Regions from separate parts of the Homo sapiens genome. Here all the other regions are linked to region 2. Evidence: chromatin contacts called from ENCODE Hi-C data. All regions are on one chromosome and are shown on one strand. Each heading gives the region's core, a stretch centred on a gene start or an enhancer-like site at or near the end of the contact. The rest is flanking DNA. Distances are from core to core; before and after follow the strand shown. Region 1 overlaps LOC107984195 (a long non-coding RNA gene). Region 2 has its middle 39 kb from the start of LINC00703. Region 3 overlaps LOC107984195 (a long non-coding RNA gene).

Region 1 (3,959 bases), core at 837-3,336, 310 kb before region 2:
TACTATAGCCAGACAGGGGGACAGCAGAGGGTGAGGTGGAGGGTTGACTAGTCCAGTCCGGGATACCAGGACACCCTTGTGAGAAGGGGAGCCACTCCCTCTATTTCTCTCTGCAGCATATCAGAATGTCACTCATCTCCCACCACGCTTACCCAGGATTCACCATGCTGCTTTCTTGCCTGGCCTTGCTTGAGCGCTCTCTGGCCTCAGTATGCTCAGTGCACAGCATTAACTCCCATCTTCCAAGTCTTGACCATGCAATCAGAAGAGACATGGAGAACCTACCATGAGCCAGACACTTTTTCTACCCGTTTCCGTGCAATACTTCATTTTGGTTTTACAACATTCCTTCTGGGTAGGATGCACAGTTTATTTACATTTTATAGATAAAATTATTGAGGTGTCAAAAGGCTGAGTGGTTTTCCCAAAGCTACAACCTTGTACATTTTGGAGACAGGCCTGAAACTGTTGGAGGGGTTCAGAGCCCACCTCCTTCTCTTCAGCATCACTATGCACCACGGCTGGGCCAGCCCTGGTCTTGAGTCTCGTAGAAGGTCTCTATTTGCATTAAATGTTAACAAGAAGCCGTCATAGAAGATCCTCCTTCTGTTGGTTTCTTTTCTGCTTGGACTCTGGCATAGTAAAAAAATTCACACACAACTCATTTTGAAAAACCAAATGAAACAAAACAAAGGTCCTCTTAGTCATAGCATCAAAACTGAAAGTTAGTGAAGGGCTTAGAAATTCACCCTGACTTTACACAGGAGGTAATAGCCACTGGGAATACCGAGTAACTCCCCTTCCACCCACACCAGATGGTTTCTGGTGGAGCCAGGACAGCGCTCCTGCCCCAGGACCTCAGGACGAGGACGAAGTCCTGGGCTCTGTTGGAACACAGCATAGGATAATTCTCACAGCTGGGTGGGCCTGGGAGGCAGGAGGCAGATGTGTGCTGAGGGCCACCTGCCAGATTTAGAGATGGAGCACGGATGGATTGAGAAGAGGTTCTGAGACAGAAGTATTGCTCTAAGGATCTGGCGTAGACAAATAGACCCTCCTTGGAAAGATGAGTGGCCCTGGGGTTGTCCCCAAATCTCTGGACCAGCCCAAGCCTATGACTCCCTGCACAAGGGCACCTGCTCTCACTGCGCAAGGATCTCTGGACTTTCTCCTCCAAAGACCTGCTCCTGGAACACAGAGCCCCTCTTCTCCTTCGTATTGGGACCCGCCTGGCCTCACACTAGGAATGTCCCCTGGACAGCAGTTTGAAGGCCCTATGCTCGCTCACTGCACTAAGGATTCTTGAGCGATGGGCGACTTGGTCGACACACAACCCGGGCCCACTGTGCGGAATTGCGTCGAATAAGCTTCTCCCTGGGGCAGAGTCCCTGCCTGTCCTTGCCGCCCCCGTCCTGTTCTCGTCCCTCTATCCTCCAACCCTCCCCAAGGCCCTTTCTCCCCCTACTTCAAGGATGGGGCCCTTTTCCGAGCACTTTGCTCATTGCAAAACATAACCAAATTAAACAAAACAAAGCCCATTTTGGTTTGGGCCTCTAATGTTCTCCTAAATGCTCTCTGATTTTCCATTTGAACCCTAATTTTTCTCAGCCTATTTCTGCAATAAATTATCACTGTGTTTTGAGAAAGTGATAGATTTTGAACCCTTTGGCCCATATTCTTTAATGAATCCTCTTTTAGATTGTAGAGTTTCATCTGAGCTTCCCAATCTTAACTCCTCACTCCCCGCCTCACCCCATAGGGAAGTTAGAAGGATCCGAAGAAGTGGGTTCCTATCAGAGTCTGGCGTCTCCACTGTGGACATGCCACTTAACATCACCTGACCTCTGGATGAATCAAGTCAGTCAGCTTAGCAGGCTCTAAAGCCCCTTTAATTCAAAAACTTGGAGCCTGTATTTTCTTTTCCTTAGATGCCCATGATTTTTTTTAAAAATAGGGATTCTAGTTTTCCATCCAAGACCCTTGCACACTTCAGTACACTTAGTGTGGGGTTCACTTTCCAGACCCGGTCTCCAGGTGCTGTCTGCTTCTCCAGTCATGTTAGCCTGAAACGGCGACTGATTCATGTGCACACTTCGGCTCCCCAGGCCAGAATGCTGTCACTCTGGGGAGGAATTATGGTTTCACTTTTTGCTTCATTCCTGCTGTAGAGAACAGGCACCCATCAAAGTCCAGAGTAAACAGACACTGTTTCACGTGCAGCAGATGGAAGTCTTTATCCATGATTACTTTTGTCCTATGTCTTTCATGTCCCCCTGTTTTTTTGACGCCTCCCACTTTTCCCTTTTAAATACTCTGGGTGATGGTTAAAAGCAAGATGACTGCTGGTTTATTCGTCACACCGGAAGCAAGAAAAAGTTACATGCAGGCAAAGGAGCTGGATGCAGGATCTCATCTGAAGGACAAGATCACTTAGCCATGCACGGGCAAGAAAGAACTGAATGTTTCTGAATAGAGGAAACGTTAGTCCCGGATTTCAACCGAGAGAAGGAATGCTGAGAGTTCTTGACAGCGAGGGCTTCGGCAGGGGTGACACGCCTTTGATTTAGAATGGTTAGCACATACCCACATGCACACATGACCTGCCTTAGTTTCAGGATATGGAAACTTCTGAACAGAATTGTGGGTACAGCTGCATTTACACATATTTACTGGGCACTTATCACATATAGCAAAATATCCTGAAGAGTAAATTACAATCCTCTCCCATCTTGAAGGCACTTATGAAATTCTGTCTGTATTTACTCTTTCTTTAGGGTTAGTGAGCAGCAATGTGTTGCTGATAATTCTAATGTTGCTCCTGGAAATGTGTTATTTTAAGAGATTCACATCCTCCATGTGGGGTTGGAAACATCTGTTCAGAACAGAACGTATCAGTTAAGATTATATTTTGCTCCTCCCAGTTTGAGTCCAGATGGTTACATCTACGCGCTATGTACTACAAGTTTCAATTATCTACTGTAATTTTATTTCTTTTATTTTGTATGTCTAATGAAGCTAATATTTAAAATAACTCCTAATATATTTCTAATGTGCTAAAAGCTAAAGGTCCTTAAGTGTGTGTGTATGTGTGTGTGTGTCTGTTAAAATGTTGTAAGATTACTAGATGCTAAGAATGCCATTTTTAGGCCAGGCGCGGTGGCTCACTCCTATAATCCCAGCACTTTGGGAGGCCTAGGCAAGCGGATCACTTGAGATCAGGAGTTCAAGACTAGTCCGGCCAACATGGTGACACCTGATCTCTACTAAAAATACAAAAATTAGTGGGGTGTGGTGGTGCACGCCTGTGATCCCAGCTACTCTGGAGGCTGAGGTAGGAGAATCGCTTGAACCTGGGAGGAGGAAGTTGCAGTGAGTTGAGATTTTGCCACTGCACTCCAGCCTGGATGATAGAGACACTGTCTCTAAAATAATTAAATAAATGAATGAATGAATAAATAAATACATATTTGTAAAATGCTGTAAGATTACTGTTAAAACGTGTATAAAGCATATTATTAAAGGAAAGGTAAACATTCCCTCCGAGTGGATTTTCTAAATCCAAACAAAGTGAACTTCATCAGAAATAATAGCTTCAAGAAAGAAAATCATTTAAAATGGTGATGAATTGTTATTTAATTCAACAAAATAATACATAGTCCATCATAGAAACATATAATAAAGCGAATTTCTCATTGATCACTATTTTGAGAAAAGTGACAAAGCTATTCAAATGAATAAAAAGTATGTGAATTTTCAGGTAATTTTGTGGGAGAAAGGATGTTTCAGGATGCTTTAGAACATTGATCTCCAAATGTTTGTCACTGTTGTATCCTGTTGTTTTGCAAAATGCAAACTCTCAGTCATTTTTAACGGACATACAAAATTTTTCTTCATATGCTGAAATAGTTGCAAATGATGCAAATTTCAGGATACTATGGACAGATAAAAATGAAACTATG
Region 2 (3,937 bases), core at 212-2,711:
AAGCCACACACCATCTGACTCCATTTAGATAAAATCGCGGGAATAGGCAAATCCACACAGACAGAAAGCAAATTGAGAGTTGCTAGAGTCTGCAGAGAGGAGAGAATGGGGAGTGACAGCTTAATGTGTGTGGGGTTTCCTTCCGGAGGGATGAAAACATTCAGGAACCAGAGAGTGATGACATTGGTGCGGCACTGTGCTTGTACTACATGGCTCTGAGTTGTTCAAATTAAATGGTTAAGATGGTAAATTTTTGTATGAATTTTAATAAAGTATTAGTTGGTTGCTTTTTAAAATTGCTTGACCATTTATGTCTTTATAAAGTAAGGAATATGTTTCTTTTAATAGGGCTCAAAAACTAAAGATTCTGAAACAGTCTCTAGATAACCTTGTAACTGCTGCTTAGACTACGAGGTAGTAATCTGACAAATTTCTAAATTACATATGACTTTTAAATTGTTTTTAAAAAATTATTGTATAGTTGGTAAGCTCCTATTTGGAAACAAGGGAATAATGAATTCTTAAAAGAGCAAGATTCTAGAGATTTTCTGTGAGAATCAGAGGATAAAACACTTTTATTAGAGTCAATGAAGCCATGTGCCCCTAAATATTTTATTTTCAAATTTAAAGTGTATGATTGATTGTCCAAGCTGATAATCAGCACCAACCCTCTCTTGTTTTCCTCGTGTATAATTTATATCCTATTATTTTGAAGAAAGACCCAAGGCAACTGTGCTATCCACATGTGTACATTGAGCCGCAGTCTTCCAGCTGTGCAGTTTCCGGAGCATTAAAAGAGTTATTCTCTCTTAAAACACAGGCTCACATGCCTGAAGTCCCACTCTTAGAAAATGATTTGATTTCTCCTTTCATCCAGGATCCTCTGATAAAGTGCCACTAATGACTCCTGGAGACAGCAGAGCAATGGGGCCCAGGCCAACTGCGTCTTCAGAGTCTGCACTTGTGACAGAAGGGGGCATCTATGTGGAAACCTCAGCATCTTCTCAGTGCATCTATTCCACAGCTGATCTGGGCCAGCTTGAGATTCCCTCTCTCACAGCACCCTCCACCCACCTCACGGAGGAGGCAAAACTATCTCTCAACTTTCAGTGTGAGAGTCTGAAAATGGGGAAGCTTTAAGAAAGACAGGTTTTTTTTTTGTCTGTTTGTTTGTCTGTTTTGTTTTTTCCTTAAAGCCCAAGGCTACCATGTTTATTTCTGGCTTTGGGTTTCTTTCTTGAAAAAAACCCTTTGATAGAAAGCACACCTTGAGTGACCTGCGCACCTCTCCTTTGACACAGATCCATTTTGTTTGGGGAAGTTGCATGGGAGGCAGAGTTGAAGCTGCTGCAGAGGTTTGTATTTCAACAGATCATTCCAGCTATCCACGCTCAGCGCCAGGGAATATGGAGACTATAACATAGTATGTGGCTGACGCAAGTTGCCTACATAACTCAGACGAGAGCTCCACACCCTGGGGCTGTGCCTCGCCACTTCTGTGGAAAACATTCTTCAGAGCTCTTTGGAACAGGATGACTCACATCAGGGGGTATTTTTAGGAATCTGTGAACTTGCATTTAGCTTAGAGATGCAAGATCCATCCAGAGGAGCTCTGAGCCATTACACACGGGCTGTTTTGAATGTTGTAATTCAACCACGGTTTCTTGGTCTACGATTGAATCATCCTCCAGTTAAGCATCAGAAGAAAACAGAAAAAGACTGTTGCTACAGCAGGGCATTTGATAACATGCTAAGGAAATCAGTGCCGGCAGCGGCCCCATGTATATTTTTACAGAAGAGCACCTGCTTGTTCCCAGCTCATCTTGCAATACTTGCTTAAATTTTGCAAATTCACTCCTAGAAATTTGTTGGATTGCATTAAAATATCAACACTGAAATTAGAGGCAGGTGTAGTCAAATGCATTAAAATGCCACTCTAAGCAAGGTCAGCTATACATAGTGCTCATTTATTTGCAGCTTACCTTTCAAACCACTGGAGAGAGGGGCAAATTGGAACAGCAGGTGCGGCCTGTGGAAGCTTTAAGCAGCATGAGACAGTTTCCCCCTGGAAGGTTGGGACCTCCCAGATACGTGTGTGTATATTTGTGTGTGTTATGTATGCATGTGTGTTGTATGTGTTTAAGTGTGTGTGGTTTTTTAATTTTTGTTTGTATGTATGTGCATTTGTTGTGTGTGTGTGTTTGTATGTGTGTAGTTTAGTTACTAAATAATCAGTTCCAGGTAAGAACAAATCAGTCCATCCATCAACCAATGAACAGATGAGTTGTAGGCAGACCTTTCAATGCTGAGAAATAGAATCTTTGTTTCAGTGTCAGGATAAGGAAATTCTGCTGTCAAATGTCCAGAGAATAAGGGTTAGCATTATTTGGGCTTGGAGGCAAGAATTTCTCATCTTCCAGTAATGATCAAAACCTGAACAAATCTAATAATATGTAAATGTCCAAAAAAAGAAAGAAAGGAAGAAGGAAGGGAGGAAGGAAGAAAGAAAGGAAGGAAGGAAGGAAGGCAGTGAGGGAGGGAGGGGCAAAAATGGTGAAGTTTATGAATTAAAGGAAAAAGGAAAGATTTTAGTCAACTTAAATATCGTATTTCTTTCACAGCTGAAGTTTTCTTCGTACATGTTTACGTTTTTTTTTTTCTTCCCTGCCTGATATTTTGATTATTTTTGCTGCTGGTTTGCCAGTATGTAAAATTTTCTCACTGACTGTCCCTTGCCAGAACATGGAAGTCTGTGTTGATTGTTACACTACCTGGGTTGACCAGGGTTTAACGTAAATTCATGAACTTAACAGTGGATTCTTCTCCAAGTGGAGCTGTGATGACTAAGAGCACTCCCAGTTGACTTCCATTTCACAAACTTTCCCCCTTTCACTTCAGTATTATTAAAACAGATGGTGCCTTTCCAGTCCAGCAGGGAACTACAAAAACCAATTTTAGAGAGTAAATTGGAAAGTTGATGTTTCCTTTTAAACAAACAAAGGAGAGCTGAACTACCTCAGCCAAGAAAGAAAACCAGATCTCAAATGTTAACCTAAATTCAAACTACTATAAAGCAGTCTTTTGCTGAAAAACAAAGCACAGAACATTACATGGGACCCTTCAGTGAAAACTTTGATCATAGTTTTCATGTTTCTGTCAGGGTGAAAAGAAGAAATAGCAGTCTCTTTTGACAGTATTTTTGGTCTGGCCAAAAATAAGGACGTATCAGATAATCCATGCAAAATGTTGTTTTGATGTAATTTCCAGTCATCTTTCCAGACTCAAAAATATTTGGCTAAGAAGCAGCTGGAGGCTAGAGCCAGAGTTGAGTCTCACATGGTCATTTGTTAAGAACTGTTCATTAGTAAAGTGAATTCTCCAAACATAATTTTGATGTTCAAGTTACAGTCAGATGCTCACATGTAAATGCAAACAGTATAAGAATAAAATAAACTTTAAGAATATTTACTCTTAATTTTCATAGGTGTTATTATTATTATTTTTTGAGATGGAGTTTTGCTCTTGTCACCCAGGCTGGAGTGCAGTGGCCAGATATCGGCTCACTGTAACCTCCACCTCCTGGGTTCAAGCGATTCTCCTGCTTCAACCTCCCAAGTAGCTGGGATTACAGGCGCCTGCCACTATGGCTAGTTGGTTTTTGTATTTTTAATAGAGATGGGGTTTCACCATGTTGGCCAGGCTGGTCTTGAACTCCTGACCTCAGGTGATCCACCCGCCTTGGCCTCCCAAAGTGCTGGGATTACAGGCATGAGTCAACGCACCCAGCCATAGGTGTTATTTTCAAACTGCCAATATGCTTAATTTAGTCACTATCTCTTTGACTCAAAATTCCCATTAAATATATATTTCTGCAGACTGTGTGTGTGTGTGTGTGTAAATATATATATACACCCTTCTGTGTGTGTGTCTGTGTGTG
Region 3 (3,975 bases), core at 544-3,043, 270 kb before region 2:
TCATAATTCACAATGCAGTTGCCCCTCCATCACAGGAATGCTCTTTCTGGGATGTGAACTTGGTCTACTCTTGGCTTCTCTCTGCATCCCTGGGCATGTTCTCGGGCACTGACCCTTAGGCTTGCACTGACTCACATCGTGCGGTGAAATCTTCTCCAACACTGCATCTGGAAGCATGGGTCTGCCCCAGCAGAGACCAGTGGGTGACCGATACTGACCCATCACTGACAGATTATTTCATTTGCTTTACCAAAAGCCTTTTTGTTTTACCTCTAGCTCTTTCTAGATGACCTATTAAGTAATAATTGTACCTTTGTAGCTCCCCAGACATGCTTTGTTCTTATCACAAAGACCACATAAAAATATGTAGGTTAGAAAGATTCCTTTGTCCTATTGAATGTCAGATTTAACTCCTTTATTAGAACCATAGCTTTTACTTCTTTAAGCTTTTATTTAAGCTTGCTTGAGTTAGATTTCTATTACTTACCACCGAAAAAAAGGTGTGATTATATATCTTACCTTACCTGATGTTTCCTCTCTTTGAATCCCTTTAACATTCTAATGGATTGGGCCCCTGACTGATTCACGTGAGAAATTATGCAAGGATATAGAGTCATTATAACAACCTTTCCCAGAATTTTTTTTTGGTAAATAATGTATGGTGTTTATTGCAGCCCCTTCTTTCTTTTCTTTAAATATGATAGTGAAAGACTCTAGAGGAAACATATCCACTTCCTAAAGGTAGGACAATGGGCTGAACAGCTTAAGTGTCACAGTCGTTCTTTAAATCTTGGTGTTCTGAAGATTTTTAAAGGCCCATTTAAACCCTCCCATTGAGTACCTAAAATGGCGAGAGTTCTATGTTGTCTGTACGACATCCATTTATTGTCAGTATCTGTTTAGTCTATACAGTTTTCTGATAGTGCTTTGGGAAACCATGTAATATCATGTATGACACGATGCAACATAAACATTCTTCCTAGGGCCTTTTATGCTCATGAATCATGGTGCTTTGCTGAGGAATGGAGGGAAGAACATATTGAGAGGGACTGGAGCTTTTGCTTCTATGTGTGCATTCATCTATCATTCCTCTATCTATCATTTTCCTTCCTTCCTTGAAGATATTGAGCATTCACCAAGAATCCAGAGAGAAGCTTAGTCAGAAGGAATAAAAAACACCACTGGGAGGTGGCACTCCAAATTATTTCCCAAATGCAATCTAACAGGAAGTGGAATAATTCCCATAAATGGAGTTGAGATCCAGTGTTTTCTAAAGGTCTGGTGAGGACAAGCCTGGTTACTCAGCAGGCAACAGAGGCATCACTTGAGGCCATTGCAGCCCAGCTTTGGAAGCCTGGATGAATGTGTCAGTCCAGAAGCTGCCGCCAGAAGTCACACCCAGAGGGGCAGCTTAGAACAACACATGGCAAGAAAAGCTGCTTTTAAAAACTGGAGGCATGGATGACTTCTATAGGCCTCTGCTGAGAGCAAATGCCTTATCAGGTTGGGGAGAGATGCTTAGAGAAAGATAGTGCAGTAAAAAGTCAATATTAAATTGTTTTTCTCTGAAGTGTCCAATTAGATGACTTTGAACAATTGTATATATTCATGTTAGCAAAGCCCAGAATGAGATAAGGGACTTTTTCATTTTCTTAGAAAGTTCCTTCATGGACTCTTCAAACACTGCCTGTGCCTGCATTTGTATTTCATATCAACAGAATCACACCATGTGCACTTTACGTATGACTCCTTTGATTTAACATAGTGAGCTTGAGATTCATCAGGGTGGCTGCCTGTGCATGTGGCTTGTCTTCACTGCTGGCTTGTTCCGGTGAGTGTTTGTCCCAGTTTGCTGATCTCATGACCACTTAGTGCACATGGGGTTGTTTCAGGTTGGGGATATAAGGCACAGGCTTAGGGTGGAGCTTCGTCTCACCCTTTGGATACTCAGGGCTGTGATTGCTCCCTGTGGAGGTGCTTGGCCCAGTCTATGGGTAGGTAAGAAAATTGTAAGCTGCACCCAAAAGGATAGGATGTTTCAGGTGCAGACAGGGTGGGAAAGAAATGCTCCCGGCAGAGGCACACCAGTGTTCCCAGTGCTGAAGCTGGCAAGTCAAGGCACATTCCAGAAACCCAGACAGTGAGCAAGGCCAGAGCTGAGTGTGCAGAGGGGAACGCATGAAGATACAGATAGAGAGGTAAAAAGGAACCAGGCCATGGAGAGCCAGGCGCCCGGAGGCAAGGGAAGGCATTTGAACTTGATTCCCAGGGCAATGACAAGCAACTGAAGTGTTTTAAGTGAGGAAATTATTTGATTCGATTTTCCATTATAGAAAGCTAACAGTTAGGTTACTTTCTGTTTATTTTCTTGTGGTTTTCTCTGGGTATATAGTAAGACTGTTTCACTTTCCTGTTGTTATACATTAAATTTTGTCCCCCTGCCCCCGCAAAAAAAAAACATATATTGGAGTCCTAACCCCCAATACCTCAGAATGTGATTTTATTTGGAGATTGGGTCTTCACAGAGGTAATCAAATTAAAAGAGGTCAGGATGCTTGAGCCGGGGAGGCAGAGGTTGCAGTGAGCTGATAATGTACCACTGCACTCCAGCCTGGGCAGCAGAGCAAGAACCTGTTGCAAATAAAATGAAATAAAGAGGTCGTGAAGGTGAGCCCTAATCCAATATGACTGACGTCCTTAGAAAAAGGGCAAATTCAGACACAGAGACAGACATGCACACACCCACAGGGAACAGGCAGAGTTCAGAGTGATGCTTCCCCAGGCCAAGGAATGAAACAGATCATCAACAAACCATGAGAAGCCAGGAGAGAGCTATGAACAGATTCTCCTGCACACCCTCGGGAAGAGCCAACCCTGCTGACACCTTGATCTTGGACTTCCAGCCTCCGGAACTGTGAGACAATAAACTTCGGTTCTTCTAAGACATTCAGTTTGTGGTACTACATGAAAGCAGCCCCAGAAAACTAAGACACCCGCCCCTCCTTTCCCTTCCGTTCCTTTTAGTTAGGATGACCTAAGAAGAAAATGCTCTCACAAATACAAGTTCTCTGAAAGGATGATCTTTACTGGCAGTCATTTCTTGAGATCCCTGTGAGTTATTGAGATAACACTAGTTCCTTGGAGATTTTGTGTGTTGAACACATACCTGTTTATACCATTAGGTGTTGAACGGCATTGGGGTTCAAACTTTGGATGGACTCTTTCAGAGACATGAATTTGTTTAGTGCTTAGATATAGTGAGAGCTTTTCCAGAAGATGCAGGCATAGGAAACACAGACCTGAAAGGGATGTGACAGTCCTGACTCTTATGTATTTATTTATTTATTTATTTTGAGATGGAGTCTCCCTCTGTCACCCAGTCTGGAGTGCAGTGGCATGATCTCAGCTCACTGCAACCTCCTCCTCCTGGGTTCAAGTGATTCTCCTGCCTCAGCCTCCTGAGTAGCTGGGATTAGAGGCACTTGCCATCAAACCCAGATAATTTTTGTATTTTTGGTAGAGACAGGGTTTCATCATATTGGCCAGGCTGGTCTCGAACTCCTGACCCCAAGTGATCTGACGCCTTGGCCTCCCAGAATGCTGGGATTACAGACATGAGCCACCACACCCTGCCGACAGTCCTTACTCTTAATCCAGATAAGTCTGAGGCTCAACTCCCACCTTCAAGCGTCTTAACCATTGACTCTCCATCCTGAAGAATTCTTCAAAAGAAGCTGAAACCTCCCTGAGAAGTTCAATTTTATTTTCAGAGAATACTGGCCATTATAGAAGGTCCTTCCTTGTATTAGCCAGAAAATCTATTTGTGCACAGCCTGAGCTATTCCTCCCAGTTCTGTTTTGTGGCCCCAGAACAAGCAGGGTTCATCGTTGTCATGGCAAATTGCTGGCTATCTGAAGTTAGGTATCAGGTGCCTCTAAACTTCTCTTTCTGAGATCAAAGACTTAGACTTTCTT

What was found. A loop is a pair of places that touch in the nucleus more often than their neighbours do. Pooled maps may share reads with other maps.
Region 1: a loop to region 2 is called in a pooled map, with 6 times the contacts of the local background. The contact joins two enhancer-like sites. A Hi-C loop is called at or near these places in 1 of 168 maps with a recorded cell type or tissue (endothelial cell of umbilical vein), 1 of 37 single-sample maps with no recorded cell type and 8 of 50 pooled maps.
Region 3: a loop to region 2 is called in a map of ascending aorta, with 2.5 times the contacts of the local background. The contact joins two enhancer-like sites. A Hi-C loop is called at or near these places in 4 of 168 maps with a recorded cell type or tissue (aorta, ascending aorta and heart left ventricle) and 4 of 50 pooled maps.

Annotation. Positions count from the first base shown.
Region 1 is chr10:4,032,890-4,036,848 of GRCh38, forward strand. The region is part of intron 2 of LOC107984195 (a long non-coding RNA gene); the gene reads left to right. Among named protein-coding and RNA genes, the nearest start is that of MIR6078, 44 kb to the left of the region's middle. Within about 2 kb of position 2,087, at least 12 of the 41 ENCODE cell types and tissues checked have a DNase peak (open chromatin) inside an H3K27ac peak, as active enhancers do.
Region 2 is chr10:4,343,175-4,347,111 of GRCh38, forward strand. No RefSeq gene overlaps it. Among named protein-coding and RNA genes, the nearest start is that of LINC00703, 39 kb to the right of the region's middle. RefSeq lists an enhancer at 905-2,104. Within about 2 kb of position 1,462, at least 20 of the 41 ENCODE cell types and tissues checked have a DNase peak (open chromatin) inside an H3K27ac peak, as active enhancers do; they include ascending aorta, where a contact is called at or near this core.
Region 3 is chr10:4,072,823-4,076,797 of GRCh38, forward strand. All of the region lies in intron 4 of LOC107984195 (a long non-coding RNA gene), which reads left to right. Among named protein-coding and RNA genes, the nearest start is that of MIR6078, 84 kb to the left of the region's middle. Within about 2 kb of position 1,794, at least 4 of the 41 ENCODE cell types and tissues checked have a DNase peak (open chromatin) inside an H3K27ac peak, as active enhancers do; they include ascending aorta, where a contact is called at or near this core.